2 separate regions of the Mus musculus genome follow, and region 2 is linked to region 1. Evidence: chromatin loops called from intact Hi-C (ENCODE). Cell type or tissue: heart. All regions are shown on one strand. Each heading gives the region's core, and the rest is flanking DNA. Links, peaks and the distances in the headings are about the cores only.

What was found. Hi-C counts contacts between places; a loop is a spot of excess contacts. Peaks named below come from ENCODE experiments on the same cell type or tissue, not always from the same donor. Only the 100,000 strongest peaks of a DNase experiment are listed, where the experiment ranks them.
Region 2: it touches region 1 in a loop (5-fold over the local background); 21 of 42 quality-filtered maps call a loop at or near these places.

What each region holds. Positions count from the first base shown.
Region 1 is chr5:137,119,359-137,126,675 of GRCm38, forward strand. No RefSeq gene overlaps it. Among named protein-coding and RNA genes, the nearest start is that of Trim56, 6.8 kb to the left of the region's middle. In heart, for the core only: a CTCF peak has its summit at 1,386 (motif pointing left); a DNase peak (open chromatin) is centred at 3,563; H3K27ac peaks cover 362 bases.
Region 2 is chr5:137,281,718-137,289,034 of GRCm38, forward strand. It overlaps Gm42456 (a long non-coding RNA gene), which reads right to left and starts at 6,927. Exons shown (of 4, transcript XR_003955815.1): 1 at 6,848-6,927; 2 at 1,871-2,007; 3 at 1,342-1,747; 4 at 629-771. Ache (acetylcholinesterase) reads left to right here and starts at 6,537. Exons shown (of 5, transcript NM_009599.4): 1 at 6,537-6,650. In heart, for the core only: CTCF peaks have their summits at 3,513 (motif pointing left), 5,144 (motif pointing left) and 5,354; DNase peaks (open chromatin) are centred at 5,154 and 5,614; H3K4me3 peaks cover 928 bases; H3K27ac peaks cover 847 bases; H3K27me3 peaks cover 531 bases.

The DNA.
Region 1 (7,317 bases), core at 1,249-6,248:
GTGTGCACGACTGGCTGCTCTTGGCTTCACTTACACGTTCCTTTTGTGAGCGTTCCTACCGTGGAGAGCTTAAAGGTGTCAGTGTGAAGTTTTGCCAGCATGAATTTGGGAAGAGACTCACAGAACTTCCCGTGAGCCGATACAAACCCACCCAAGGCCCTGCTTTCGGCCAGCTTTGCGAGCCGTGTTTTTCTTTTTCTTTAAAGAGATGTCTTAGTCACGGTTATTTATTTTGTGTGTGTATGTCACTGTGCCGTTGCACATGTGTGGAGCTCGGAGGACAAAATGCACAAGTCGATTCTCTCCTTCCACCATGTTGTGGGGCCCAGATGCAGGCCGCCAGGCTTAGCAGTGGGCGTCTTTACTGCTGAGGTTTAGCCTTGGCCCTGGACTTTTAATTTTCATTAAAATTAAGAATATTTTCTCATTTGCTTATCATTTTTTTTGATCTATGGGTTATTAGAATTATGTTGTTTAGATTTTATAATGTGTATGTGGTGTGTGTGTGTGTGTGTGTGTCAGAGAGAGATAGGGAGAGCAAGAGAGAGAGAGAGAGAGAGAGAGAGAGAGAGAGAGCGAGCCTGGGAAACATCTATGTGAGGTCAAGGCCAGCCTGGTTTACAGAGCTAGTTTCAGGACAGCCAGTGCTACACAGAGAAACCCTCATATAAGTATATGTGTGTGTGTATATATATATATATATGTGTGTGTGTGTGTGTGTGTGTGTGTGTGTGTGTATGTGTGTGTGTGTACATATACTCATATATATTGTTTGAGCCTATCTAGTATCTTGTCTCATGGGACAGAGATCACTGGAATAGTTCAGATTTGTCCATATATCACAGAGTACTGCTTGTAGGTATTTATTTATTTTTAAGACAGGGTGTTATATAGCCCAGGCTGGCTCCACTATTTCCATGTAGCTGAGGATGGACGTGAACTCAGCCTCTTCTGCCTCCACCGCCAAGGCTGGGATTACAGGATGGCATGTGTGTTGCCACGTCTGACTGTCATTGGTTTTCTTAGATTTACTGGACGATGAGGACAAACCTTATATAAAAATGTCTCTTACTTGGGCATGTTGGCACACACCTTCAGTCCCAGCACTCAGGCCAATCTCTGTGAGTTTCAGGTCATCTTGCCTTACATGGTGAGTTCCAGGAGAGTCAGGGAGATGTAGAGAGACCCTATTTCAAAACAAACAAACAAACAAACAAACAAACAATGTTCTGGGGGGGTGGGGTGCTGGAGAGATGGCTCAGCACATAAGACTGCTCTTCCAGAGGTCCTGAGTTCAATTCCCCACACCACATGGTGGCTCACAACCATCAGTAATGGGATCTGATGCCCTCTTCTGGCATGCAGGTGTACATGCAGATAGAACACCCATATACATAATAAATCTTTTAAAAACATTCTTCAAGGAAAAAGGATGTATTTTCAAAGAAACAGTGGTTTTCTCTACCTCCTGTCTCATCTTGATAGACTGTAGTTAAAAAAGAAATGGGTTTGGGGAGAAACCTCAGTTGGTAAATGCTTGCTGTATAAGGGTGAGTGTGAGCCCCAGAGCCTGTGTGACTGACATGTGTAACAGGAGTGCTGGGAGGCCGGGGCCTGTGGGCCACACTGGTGTATTCCAGTACAGTGAGAGACCTTGTCACACTGTAAGCCAAGGCGGTGGTGGCACATGCCTTTAATCCTGGCACTCCATAGACAGAGGCAAACAGGTCTACAGAGTGAGCTCCAGGATAGCCAGGGCTATTACACAGAGAAACCCTGTCTTTGAAAATAACAATAAACCTAACCAAAGCTTTGATGGACTGATGGAGTTGAATTTTGACTTCCACATGACTTCCCCCAGCACACACACAAAGTGCATGTGAACCCCCCCCCCCCATTCACTCAGGAGTGGTGATCCGCACCTATAATCCCAGGTAGAGGCAGGAAGATCTGGAGTTCAAGGTCGTCCTTAGCTATGTAGTGGATTTGAGGCTAGCCTGAGCTAAAAGAGAGCAAGGCACTGGGGCTTGCCCACGGGTGTCCTTTCACACAAAATGTACAAGGAAGAAGGAAGTGAAAGAAAGCAGGACAGTACCTGGACTAGACTGTAACAAACTGCAGACTGTGTAACAAACTGCAGACTGTGTAACAAACTGCTGTTTCCATACTGAGGGGAAACTGTTCTTGGCAAGTGAGTGGGGGAGGGGGTTTAGACTAAAGGACACATCTGTTGTTTTGTTTTCTTTTTATACAGGGTCTCACTATGTAGACCAGGCTGTCCTGGAGCTCACAGAGATCAGCCTGCCTCTCGGTCCGGCTCTCCTTTCAGTACTTCCTGCTACAGGGAAGGCCAGCTTCGTTTCTACCCTGTGTGCTTGTGTCTACTTCATTGACGGGACGAGTGTCTGTAGGTCAACCCTGGTGGTCCTTTCTCAGGCGCCAACCATCTTGTTTTCTGAGATAGGATCTCTCAGTGGTCGCCAAATAGCCCAGGTTGGCCGGCCAGAGAGTCTCAGGGACTCGCCTGTCTACTTCCCCAGTCACAAAGGACAAGACTGCATGTGGCTCCAGACGATCAAAGTCAGGTCTTAACTTGCAAAGACTGCTGCCCGCATGCTTTTTCTCTTCCTGTGTTTACTTTGTTTGTGACTGGGGTTTTCCTCTGCCTCTGTATGTCAGGTGTTAGTTATGGAGCTGAGAACTCCTCTGAGGCTGTCTCTCTGCCAGGTGACCGGGTGCAGCCGGAGCGAGCATGTGGCTCTCATCCACACCTGACTCTCAGCCCTCTTTTATTTCCCTTTCACGTGACTTACCAGTGTGTGCATCAGCAACCGTCATCACAAAGAACCATCGAAGGCCCGCAAGCTGGCACAGCGGGTAAAGGGTCTTGCTGCCAAGAGTTTGAACCTGAGTTCGATCCCCAGGACCCACACGGTGGAAATTGTCCCCTGCAAATTGTCCTCTGACGTCCACGTGTGTGTGGTGGCACATGTATGCCCCTCTCCCATAAGTAAATAAATAATAATAAATAAAATAGCAAAACTTTTAAAAAAATGCTTACATTCTTGCGGGGGGGGGTTATAATGAAAGTAGCATAGAGTAAAACGAACTCGTAGTGTTCATGTAAGGATTTTAAAACTCCACAGGGGTCTCATGCATGGCGGCAGGCACCTCTGCTATTGGCCCATGATGCCCATTTTAAAGTGCAGCTAAGGCCTAGTGTGATGCGGGCCTGTAATCCTGACACTTGGAAGGTCGATTAATACAAGGCTAGCCTGGGCTAGATGCCCCAACACGAACAAAAACAAAATAAAACAACAACACAGCACCGTACAACAGCGAACTTGCCCTTCTGCTGGGCAAAGCCCTCTTCCCAGGGCTGCCCTAGACAGATGTGGAACCATCTACTCCAAAGCCGTTCTTACTACACTTACCCACCAGAGGGCGCTAGGCACCTTTCCAAAGCTGACCTTGCCCTCACTAAAGAATGACCGCTTTCCAGTCCCCATTAAAACCACCTCTCTTCCTTTCTGAACCTCAGAGGGTCCTTATTTCTGTGCCTCCCTTGGGATCTACAGTCTTCCAACTAACAAATCATAATGTTGCCATGGCAACACTGCCTCCGTTGTGTTTTTCTCCTTCGCCAATTGGCTTATGAGAGAACGACTCCCCTGTGAGAGGCTCCTTTGGGGATACTAACAGAGTCTCTGAGAAGCTTCCAAGACAATGGGCCTGAGGGGTGTGGCTCAGACCGCCGAGTGCATGCGTGCGTCTAAGCACGTACAGAACCCTGGCTTCCCACGCCAGCACCACAGGAACTTGGCCTTGGATTCACACCTGTAGTCACAGCACTGTTGAGGTAGAGGCAGGAGGATCAGAAGTCCCAGTTTATCCTCAGCTACATATCAAGTTTAAAACCAGCCTGGGCGGCCTGAGGCCCCGTTTAATCTTATAATCCCAGCACTCCGGAGGTTGAGGCAGATCATCATAAATTCAAGGATAACTAGGATTATGTAGTGAGTTCCCGGCTTCCCACGGCTCAGAGTTAAACCTTGTCTCAAAAACAAAGCAGAACACAACACACAGTCGTGCATGCACGTGGGAGCGCGTGGGCGTACACACACACACACACACACACACACACACACACACACACACACCCTTTTCCTGGTGACCTTCCCATGTTTAGCTGATGGAGAGAGGAATGGGCTGTTCATAGCCAGAGAGCAGTGAGTCTGGGGAGGTCTGGTGTACCCGGATGCCTCTTTTATCAGAAGCTGCACTCTCTGCCTCATTTGAAGGCATCCTGGGCTGGGATATGGCTCAGCTGATAGGGTGCTTACCTAGCACTCACGAAGCCCTCAGTGCTAATCCACAGACCACCTAAACCAGGGCAGGTGGGTGTGAAGACCAAGGTCAGCCTCCACTAGGTAGAGACTTTGAGGCCAAGCAGGGCCACATAAGACTATCTGGAAAAAAAGAACTATTTCACTTAACTGTTTTAACCTCTCTATCTCAGACACCAAGCCTAGCAGCACACCCGCCTCTCTCCGCTATCACATGACTAAAGTTGACAAGACTTGGAAACACCTAGGAGACACACCTCCTGACATGCCTGTGAGGGAGACACACCTCCTGAAATGCCTGTGAGGGAGACACACCTCCTGACATGCCTGTGAGGGAGGCACACCTCCTGACATGCCTGTGAGGGAGACACAGCTCCTGACATGCCTGTGAGGGAGGCACACCTCCTGACATGCCTGTGAGGGAGACACACCTCCTGACATCCCTGTGAGGGAAACACACCTCCTGACATGCCTGTGAGGGAGGCACACCTCCTGACATGCCTGTGAGGGAGACACACCTCCTGACATGCCTGTGAGGGAGACACACCTCCTGACATGCCTGTGAGGGAGACACACCTCCTGACATGCCTGTGAGGGAGACACACCTCCTGACATGCCTGTGAGGGAGACACACCAGCTGACATGCCTGTGAGGGAGACACACCTCCTGACATGCCTGTGAGGGAGACACACCAGCTGACATGTCTGTGAGGGAGACACACCTCCTGACATGCCTGTGAGGGAGACACACCTCCTGACATGTCAGTGAGGGAGGCACACCTCCTGACATGCCTGTGAGGGAGACACACCTCCTGACATGCCTGTGAGGGAGACACACCTCCTGACATGCCTGTGAGGGAGGCACACCTCCTGACGTGCCTGTGAGGGAGTATCTGCACTGGATTAACAGAGGGGAAGATCCACCCTGAAAATATGGGCAGGGCATCCCATGGGCTGGGGTCCTGGACTGTAGGTGCAATGTGAGCTGCTGCACTGCTCCGTCTGTCCCACCATGTGGGAGCACAATTAACCCTTCCTGCCTCAACTGCTTCTGTCAGGCAGTGAGGGAGGGGCTGGGTCCCAACAGAGTGTAAAGAGACTTGTGCATAAGTTGAAAACTGCGCCTTTAAATTACAGTGTGTGTGTGTGTTTGTGTGTGTTTGTGTGTGTGTGTGTGTGTGTGTGTGTGTGTGTGTTGCATACATAGAGGTCAGAGGACAGTTTGCAGAGGTCTCTCCCTGAATGGAACACAGGCTTGGCAGCCAGAGCCTTTATCCACTGGGCCACCTCACTGTCCCAAAGCTCATTCCTTTGTAAGCTTTCTTTAGTAGATGGGGTCTAAGAGGCAGCTCTGTGTGGAAAGCGCTTGTGTGAGGACCACAGTTGGGATTCCCAGCACCTACACAAATACCCAGATGGGCATAGATGGCCAGGCTCTAACTCTAGGGCTCAAGAAAGCAGAGACGGAAGGCCTCCTGAGCAAGCTGGCTGGTATGTTAGCTGAATAAATGAGCTCAGGGTTTGACACGTGAAACAGGGGGCATTGTAGAAGACACATGGCATTAACCTCTTGACTCTCCCCCTCCACAGTTATAAAAATAGAAACAATTTTTTTAAAGGATAGGATTGGGTCAGTGATTTCCTTTGCCTTGGCTCTGGAATCCCATCATGCCACCCACTCAGACTCTTCTCTGCGCGTCCCTTTCTCTTGCAACACTCCAGTCCCTTTGGCTTATCTTGCTTCTCCTTGACCTCTGTTTCCCCTGTTAGCATCCCCGTCTCATGCAGCTGAAAGCAGAGCTTGAGTCTCACCTTCTGACTTCAACCTTCCCAGTGCTGGCGTTTCGAGTGTTCTCGGACCACACTTGGCTTAGGCAGCTTTCTGGGCAAAGGAATCTACACTACGCAAGCATCCTAAACTAAGCCATATTCCTCAACTTTATCATCCTGACCCTGGAGTTCACAATATTTGTATCTCTGTTCCCTTCATACTTCCTCCCAGAATGAGCTCATCGGCTTTCATAATTCAATTATGTTGTATCCTTTATATAACGGTGACTTAGTCTGCTTTGTGTGACTGTAACGAAATGCACGAGGCAGGGTAGCCTTATAAGGGGAAAGGGTGTGTTTTGGCTCATGGTTCTGGAGGCATGAGGTTGAAGGACTGGGTCTGGTCCTCAGAGTGCCAAGAGGACACAGGTCATCAGAGGCCAAGAGACAGGGAGCCTGGACACGTACCTTCTGGTCTCTCTTTCTACCTATAGGCCACTGGAATTAATCATGGGGACTGATAACCAATCTAGCCCTAATCATGTCTGAAAGGCTCTGCCCGGAAAGGACATAGTCAGGGTAAGCTTTTGTTACTAATGGTGAAGTCTACAGAGGTTTCACAGATGGGCACACAAGACAGTAACTTCTCACCTAGCGTTTCCAGGTTCCTAACTCCATCATAGATAAAGATCCCCAGGCCTGGGAGATGGCTTAGTGGGGAAAGATGTCTTCCATGTGCGCTGACTCAGCCCCTCCCTGAACCCATGTAAAAGCTGGATGCAGGCACTGCTGTAATCCCAGTACGCTTGCGTGAAGGGGGTGGGGGTGGGGCAGAGCCAGCAGCGGCACCTGGAAGCTTCTGGGCCAGTTAGCCTGCGTACACAACACGGCAGGAAAGATGAGACCCAGCAAGATTCCTAAGGCTGTCCTCTACAGGCCGTGCGCGCGCGCGCACACACACACACCTGGAAGACTCCTGACACCATCATCCATTGTCTCCTGACGCGCTGAAGGTGCCCCTCACTGGCTGGAGCATTTGCCTGCCTTCCTTCCCTGGGGTTCACTGGGAAGTACTTCTGGAACCAGTAAATGTTGGGGTCTTACAAATGTCACATCCGCGTTTGAGGATAATGTCGGCTCTTTAAGTTGCTGGGGTTTGGCGTCAGAGACAGCTCAACCAGCAAAGCACTTGCATGCCAGCA
Region 2 (7,317 bases), core at 943-5,942, 160 kb after region 1:
GAGAGGAGAAAACAAATTTTAAAATGTGGGGGGAGGGGGTAAATCTTTTTTACCGGTAACCAGACTGGAGAGGGCTTATGCTTCTGAAAAGACTCCTGATGTCCGAACTCAGTGATCCAGAGTTTTTGAGGGCAAAACAGCCCATAAAAAACGTAATTTGCACAGAGTTAGATAAAGGGCAGAGTAATCTCAAGATGTTCATTCTTGACAGAATGTGGTAGTTATTTTAGACATCACTTGCTAATTATTTTGCTTACTACATCCAGACCCTGGTCATAGAAACCTTGGATGTGTTGCTGAGGTAAATAAGAGGAGCCACATTGGTGAGCTCTGGGTTTGATTGAGTGACCTTGCCTCAGGAATAAAGTAGAAAACCAATTAAGAATGATCCCTGGCGGGCTGGTGAGATGGCTCAGCGGGTAAGAGCACTGACTGATCTTCCAAAGGTCCTGAGTTCAAATCCCAGCAACCACATGGTGGCTCAAAACCATCCGTAAAGAGATCTGACTCCCTCTTCTGGAGTGTCTGAAGACAGCTACAGTGTACTTACATATAATAAATAAATAAATAAATAAATAAATAAATAAATCTTAAAAAAAAAAAAAAAAAAAAAAAAAAGAATGATCCCTGGCATCCACACGCCGCCCACTCACATATGTCCAAACACAACAGCAAACGTGATAAAAACACTGACCAAAAGCAACTGTGGTGAGGAAAGCCTTACTTGGTTAGAGGTTACAGCCCATCATCCAGGGAAACCAATGAAGGAACCTGGAGGCAGAAACAGAAGCACAGATCGTGGAGGAACACTGTTTTCTGGCATTCGGGCTTAGCTTCCACAGATTGCTTTTCTTACACCGCTCAGGCCTATCTATGCAAAGATGGCACCATCCACAGTGGGCTAGACCCTCCTACATCCGTTGGCAATTAAGAAAATACCCCACAGATGTGCCCATGGATCAATCTAATGGTGGCAGTTCCTCTACTGAGTTCCCCACCCAGTTATGTGTCAAGCTGGTAAAAACTATGACAGCCTCTTTCCTCATTTTGACGCTACCTATATGTCTCTCTACTTCTCTGGTTCTCTTGAGCCTCGTTGGTAGGAAGGGGTGGTTCACGGTGTTGAACCTGTAGACTAAGAGTGTCTTCGGCATCTTAGGGAGGGATGCAGGTACAAGATATCCAGCTCTGGGGGAAGAACTGGGGATAAGTGCGTTTTCTGAGGACCTTTCCTTGTTTCCTAGGACCCCGTGACTTTTAGGATGGCTAACTTTAACTATCAACTTGACACAACCTAGACTCACTTGGAAAAATAATCTCTGTGAGGGAGGGATTACTTACATTTAGCTGTCCAGCATCTCTGTGGGATTTTCTTAAGGCAATTGATGTGGAAAGACTTTGCCCACCATGGGTGGCACCATTCCCTAAGCTACATAAGAGTGGAGAAATCTAGCAGGGCAACCAAGTAAACTACATGCATCCCTGTATCTCTGCTCTTGACTGACCATGGATGTGATGTGATTAGCTGTGCCCTCCTATGACAACCCCATAGTCACAGATAGTAACCTCAAGTGGTAGAGCTAAAATAATCTCTTCTCTATTAAGCTGGTTTTTTCGTAGGTTGTTTCATCAGAGCAACAGAAATGAAAGTAGAACAGCTCTCAAAGATTCCAAAACAGAGAATCCTTCCAGATCATTCTCTGCAGGGGGCAGGGACAGAAGGGAGGGCTTGAGAGCCACAGGTATCCTGGTAAGAGAGGAAGGTAAAAGGAGGTGAAACCTTAAGCATAAATAAGTACGTAATAATACGTATTTACAGCCCCACTCTCCACCAACCAAACTTGCCTACCCCCCTCCCTCTCCAACTTACTTGGAAACCCCAAGAGCTCAACAACAATGGTGAGTGGGAAGTCCTGGGGCAGGTGCCCATCAGCAAGCATTTTATACCACTTCCTTGCTAGGAAAGGTGTCAGCAGAGCCAGAGAAGAGTACAGCTTCAGAGAAGACCTGGGCCATGGACAAACGGAAGCTACAGCAGGGGAAGAATTTGCTCAGCCTCTGAGAGCCGTCTGAGTCTGTGTTAACTCACTAATGGTACTCTCTCACCTCTCCTGGGTACAATGGCAAATATTCGCAGTCACTGAAGTTATAGCTCAAAGGTGCATCAGACCTGATGACCCAAGTTCCATACCCCCCGAACCCACATGGTAGAAAGAGGGAAACCACTCCCAAAACGTATCCCCTGACCACCACACATGTGACATGGTACACTTGTGAACACACACAGAGAAAGAAAGAGAGACAGACTTTAAATAAATATCAAGATGTAATATTTTAAGATAAAAAGATATTCCAAAGTGATATTCCCACCGTTCTATAAAGGCAGTACCCCTCAGCCATCCAGGTTTCAAAAGTGTAATCCAAGGCTAAGGCTGCTCCTGAAATAATGGGACATTGTCTTCCTTGACTTCCCCTGTGCTGGGCGGGGGTAGAAGCCCAGGATTTTCCACATCCTAAACCAACATCCTCTACCACTGAGCCACGCCCCCAGCCCCTCCCTGGGTGATTCTAGGCAGGGGCTCTACCACTGAGCCACGCCCCCAGTCCCTCCCTGGGGGATTCTAGGCAGGGGCTCTACCACTGAGCCACGCCCCCAGCCCCTCCCTGGGGGATTCTAGGCAGGGGCTCTACCACTGAGCCACGCCCCCAGCCCCTCCCTGGGGGATTCTAGGCAGGAGCTCTACCACTGAGCCACGCCCCCAGCCCCCCACTGGGGGATTCTAGGCAGAGGCTCTACCACTGAGCCACGCCCCCAGCCCCTCCCTGGGGGATTCTAGGCAGGGGCTCTACCACTAAGCCACGCCCCTACCCTTGAATTTTAGGACAATCTTAAGTAAGGGACATAGAAAACAATGAGCAGGAAAAGGAATGTGGGGCTGGTGAAATGGCTCAGAGGTTAAGAGCACCGACTGCTCTTCCAAAGGTTCTGAGTTGGCTCACAACCATCCGTAACAAAATCTGATGCCCTCTTCTGATGCTGTCTTCTTCTGAAGACAGCTACAGTGTACTTACATATAACAAATAAATAAATATTAAAAAAGAAAGAAAGAAAGAAAGAAAGAAAGAAAGAAAGAAAGAAAGAAAGAAAAGAAAAAAAAGAAAAAGGAACGTGCTTTGCCTAGCCTCGGGTTCCCCACTCTTGAAGAGCTACAACCTAGATTCAGTGGAGTCACTCAATGGCTATTTCAGAGACCCAGTCGAACAAACCTAAGATTAAGCTGACCAGAACCGAGCCCTCTGGTCCTGCACTGGAAGAACCTAGGTCAGGAACCAGTACCCAGAGCAGAAATTCCCTGTTTAGGACCCCTTGTCCTACACCTCTCCCACTTCACAGTGCCCTCAAAGACTTCCACTCTAGATGCGCCTTCTCTAATGGCCTTTAAAGTCCCAAGCAGTGCCCTCTAGTAGACATTATGAATGTTTCTCCTTCAACAGGATCCCATATCTCAAACAGCGCCCTCCAGTGGACAACTCAGGCATGGCATGAGAACTCATGCAAATTCTAGAGCACCAGTTAGGGGAAGGGAGCACTTGGGATGCGGGTTTTGTGAAAGAAATGAGGGCATCTTTGGAATCCGAAGATTTGGATGTGTTTAAGAGCTGCGATGACAAAAACAAAGGAAGGTGTCATTTAGCATTTAGCAAATTGGTAATGTTCTTTAGGATCCAGTCTTCCTTGTTCCTATCATTAAAACAGCCAAGGGAAAGACAAGAAGGCTTAGTGGGTAAAGGGGCTTGCTACCGAGATCTGTGGACCCATGTGATAGAGGGAGTTGATTTCCACAAATTGTCTTCTGACCTCTACACATATTCACAAAAGATAAATCTATCAAATGCAATTAAAATGTTTTAAATACAGTCAAATTTGGGCTGGAGAGATGGCTCAGCGGGTAAGAGCACTGACTGCTCTTCCAGAGGTCCTGAGTTCAAATCCTAGCAACCACATGGTGGCTCACAACCACCCATAATGAGATCTGACGCCCTCTTCTGGTGCATCTGAAGCCAGCTACAGTGTACTTAGATATAATAATAAATAAATCTTTAAAAAATATATATATACAGTCAAATTTTAGATCAGTCCAGACATCAAAACACAGACAACCTTTTTGGACCGCATTCATAGCAAACAACACCTTAGAAATACACCTTGGCCAGTAGGATGGAAACTCAAGAGTTGTGTGTCAGTTTCCAGGAAATGGCCTTAAACAGAGCAAGAACATCATTTATCCTGTCTTGGAGGGTGCAGATGTGACTGATGGCTGACACTCCAGGAGCCTTGTTACACCGTATGTTGTTGGAAGTCACTTTCTGAAGATGGTAAAGCAGGATACTGTGAAAGGTAGCACCAGGTTCCTTAAAAGCAACTGATACTTGATGTCAAGTGTAATCTCACATGGCTGTCTTCAGAGTTGTTTCTTCTTCCTCCTCTCCCTCTCCCTCTCCCTCCTCTTCCCCCTCCTCTTCCTCGCCCTCCTCTTTCTCCTCCTCCACTTCTTGCACTTATTTATGGAGGGTAGGGTACATCCCGAGGTCAGAGGACACATTTCAGGGAGTTGGTTCTCTCCTTCCACCACGTGGGTCCTAAGTATGTTCGGCGACAAACGTCTTGGTTGACTGGATCATCTTACAAACCTCTTCCTGCCCTTTTGCTTACTAAGCTGTCTAAGCTATTATGGATTTATGGTAAACCTGAGGCCCATCGACAGTTTATTCTTGTCCCAGGATCTTTCTTTCAGTGAGACAAACTCATAGTTACAAAGGTCAAGAGATAAATTGCCCAGCATCACCTGTTTTTGGAACAACTGGATAAGGAACAAGATACTGTCACTAACTGGACCCTGTTTATAGGCTAAAGGCGCTGAGCTTCAAGACTGGGCAGGACTGGCCTCACTCATTCCCTCATTTCCCTTCACGGTTTTAATAATCTGGCGTTACCATGCTCAGAAGCGGCGTCAGACTCTTTCTCTCCCACAGCAACAGTAACACACACCCTGTCTGTTCCTCTTTCCAGAGACACCAGGAAAGAGACAATCAAGGGTTGGTCCCACCCCAGTCCTCAAGGTCCGAATGACAGCCTCTGGCGCCACCTGGCGATAGTCAGCACGGACCCGTCGCGAGTGAGCTGGACTGCAGATGAGTTTCCCGGCATGCAGTGGCCAGGTTCTCCAGGGACAGGAGGGTTGGAGGGCGGGGGGGGGGGGCGGGGGGGATGTCGCAGTTTGGAGAGATGAAAATCGCATATCTGGGAGAGGTTGGACTCTGCGCTGGTATCTTCTGGGGACCAGCCTTTTGCAAGACAGCGCGCCTTTGCCCCTTGCTCGGAGGAAGTGACTGATGAGTGATGAGTGTCTGGGGCTCGAGGGAAAGCTCCCGGCGTCCACAGCGAGCATGCGTGCACGTGTCCCCCTACCCCCCATAGATCCACGCAGCGCCCCATATCGCGTGCGCGCACGCACGTCCCCACGCTCTCGCGTGCAGGCCAGTCGCCCACGCAGCAGCGGCCCGCAGGCTCCAGAGCCAGATGCCCCCACCCACCCCGTGAGCCAGTTGTCTCTTTCATGTAGTGATCTCGCGTGGGCACAAAACTGCACACTTCCCACAGTCACTAAGGTGCAGCTAGGTGGGAGACTCCCTAGAAGGCTGGGCGTGTGGTCTAAGGGACTCCCAAACAGGCTGGGGGCTCCAAGTGTAGGCCGCTCCCACCTGCTAGCCACAACAACCAATGAAAGCTTGGCCCGGTGATGTCATGGACCAGCCGGACCCTTGTGATGACAGCCGGAGGTCACCGGTCAGGGGAATTAGCTCAAGCCCACCCTCGGGGGTTCCGGAAGTTTCCAGAGCTGCAGCAGAGTGCATTGTAGCATCTCCCCACAGCCTTCTGCTTGCCACTATGTGGTCTGGCTTCTCAGCTGTCCCCGTGTCACCTCTTCTTGCCCACAGGGGTCTTTTCCTATAAGGGAGAGCCTGTGTTTCTGTTATTTGTTCCTACAGGTGTTCTTTCGTCTCCACAGAGATGTCCCACGTCATCTTTTCTACCAGTGTCAGCTGAAGGGGGTCCTCAGTCAGGCTTTCTCGTGTCTCTTCTCTTATTACCCTGCCCCAAGCTTTGTCCTGGTTACAGATGCCAAATATTAGGCCTCTGATCTTTCTGGATTAGAGCTGTCAGTGTGTCCTTCCGTCCGTGAAAGGCGACCGGTCTGTCTGTGACTTGTCACCGCAGGAGACTGTCGCCTGCGTGAACGGTGTCTGGTGTCTCCGCAGGCTGCGGTCCGTCTGTCACGTGGGTGTCTGCCCCGCCGCTGCGGGTCTGCGGGTCTGTCGGTCTGTCTGAATCTACCACTGGAGTGTGTCTGGGCTCCCGCTCCCCGGGGTCTCGGGGCTTGAAGGGAGGGAGGAGGGGAGGTGGCAGCCCGGGGGAGCGGGGAGGGGCGGGGGCGGAGACAGTGGGCGGGCGGGGGCGCCGTGCGGCCCGGAGGGGTGTGTGCGGGGGGCCGGAGGCGGCTGTCACTGTCGGCTCAGCCTGCGCCGGGGAACATTGGCCGCCTCCAGCTCCCGGCGCGGCCCGACCCGGCCCGGCTTGGCCGCCTCAGGTGAGTCTCCCAACCCACCCAGGACCCTCCACCGAGTCGGGACCAATCCGCATCCCGGGGGAAACGTGCGATCCTGGAACGATCGAAGCCCCCCAACAGAGCTCCTACTGCACCTCCTGCCCCGTGGGGCCTGCCTAGAGGGGCCCCTCCACTGCCTCGCACTCCTCTGAAACTCCCGCTAGCCGCTGCATACTTACTGATGATGCTCGCTGGGCCGGCCGCTGCCTCTGCGCTCCCTTCCTGCAGGGACCCCCTGAAGGCCCCTTCCCCACTCTCTTCAAAGTCTGGGGACACTGGAAGACGCCCCCTGTTTGGGGCGGAGCCCAAACTGCGCAGGTTACTGACATCCCGAATGCACCACCCCCCATCCCGAGGGCCGCGACCCCAACGTCCCTACCCAGCTGAGCCCCTTGCCAGCTCCAGGACCCCTCCTGCGCTCTCTCTCTCTCTCTCTCTCTCTCTCTCTCTCTCTCTCTCTCTCTCTGACTCTGTCTCTCTCTATGTGTCTCTGTCTCTCTCTTTCCCTCCCTCCCTCCCTCCCTCCCTCTCACCCTCCCACCCTCCCTCTAAAAGGAGGCTCAGCGGAAGCCCCGAGTTATAATTAGCCCCACTCGGGTTTCCTGGTTAATCTCCAACAACGCCACTATCCCCAGATCCAGGCGACCAG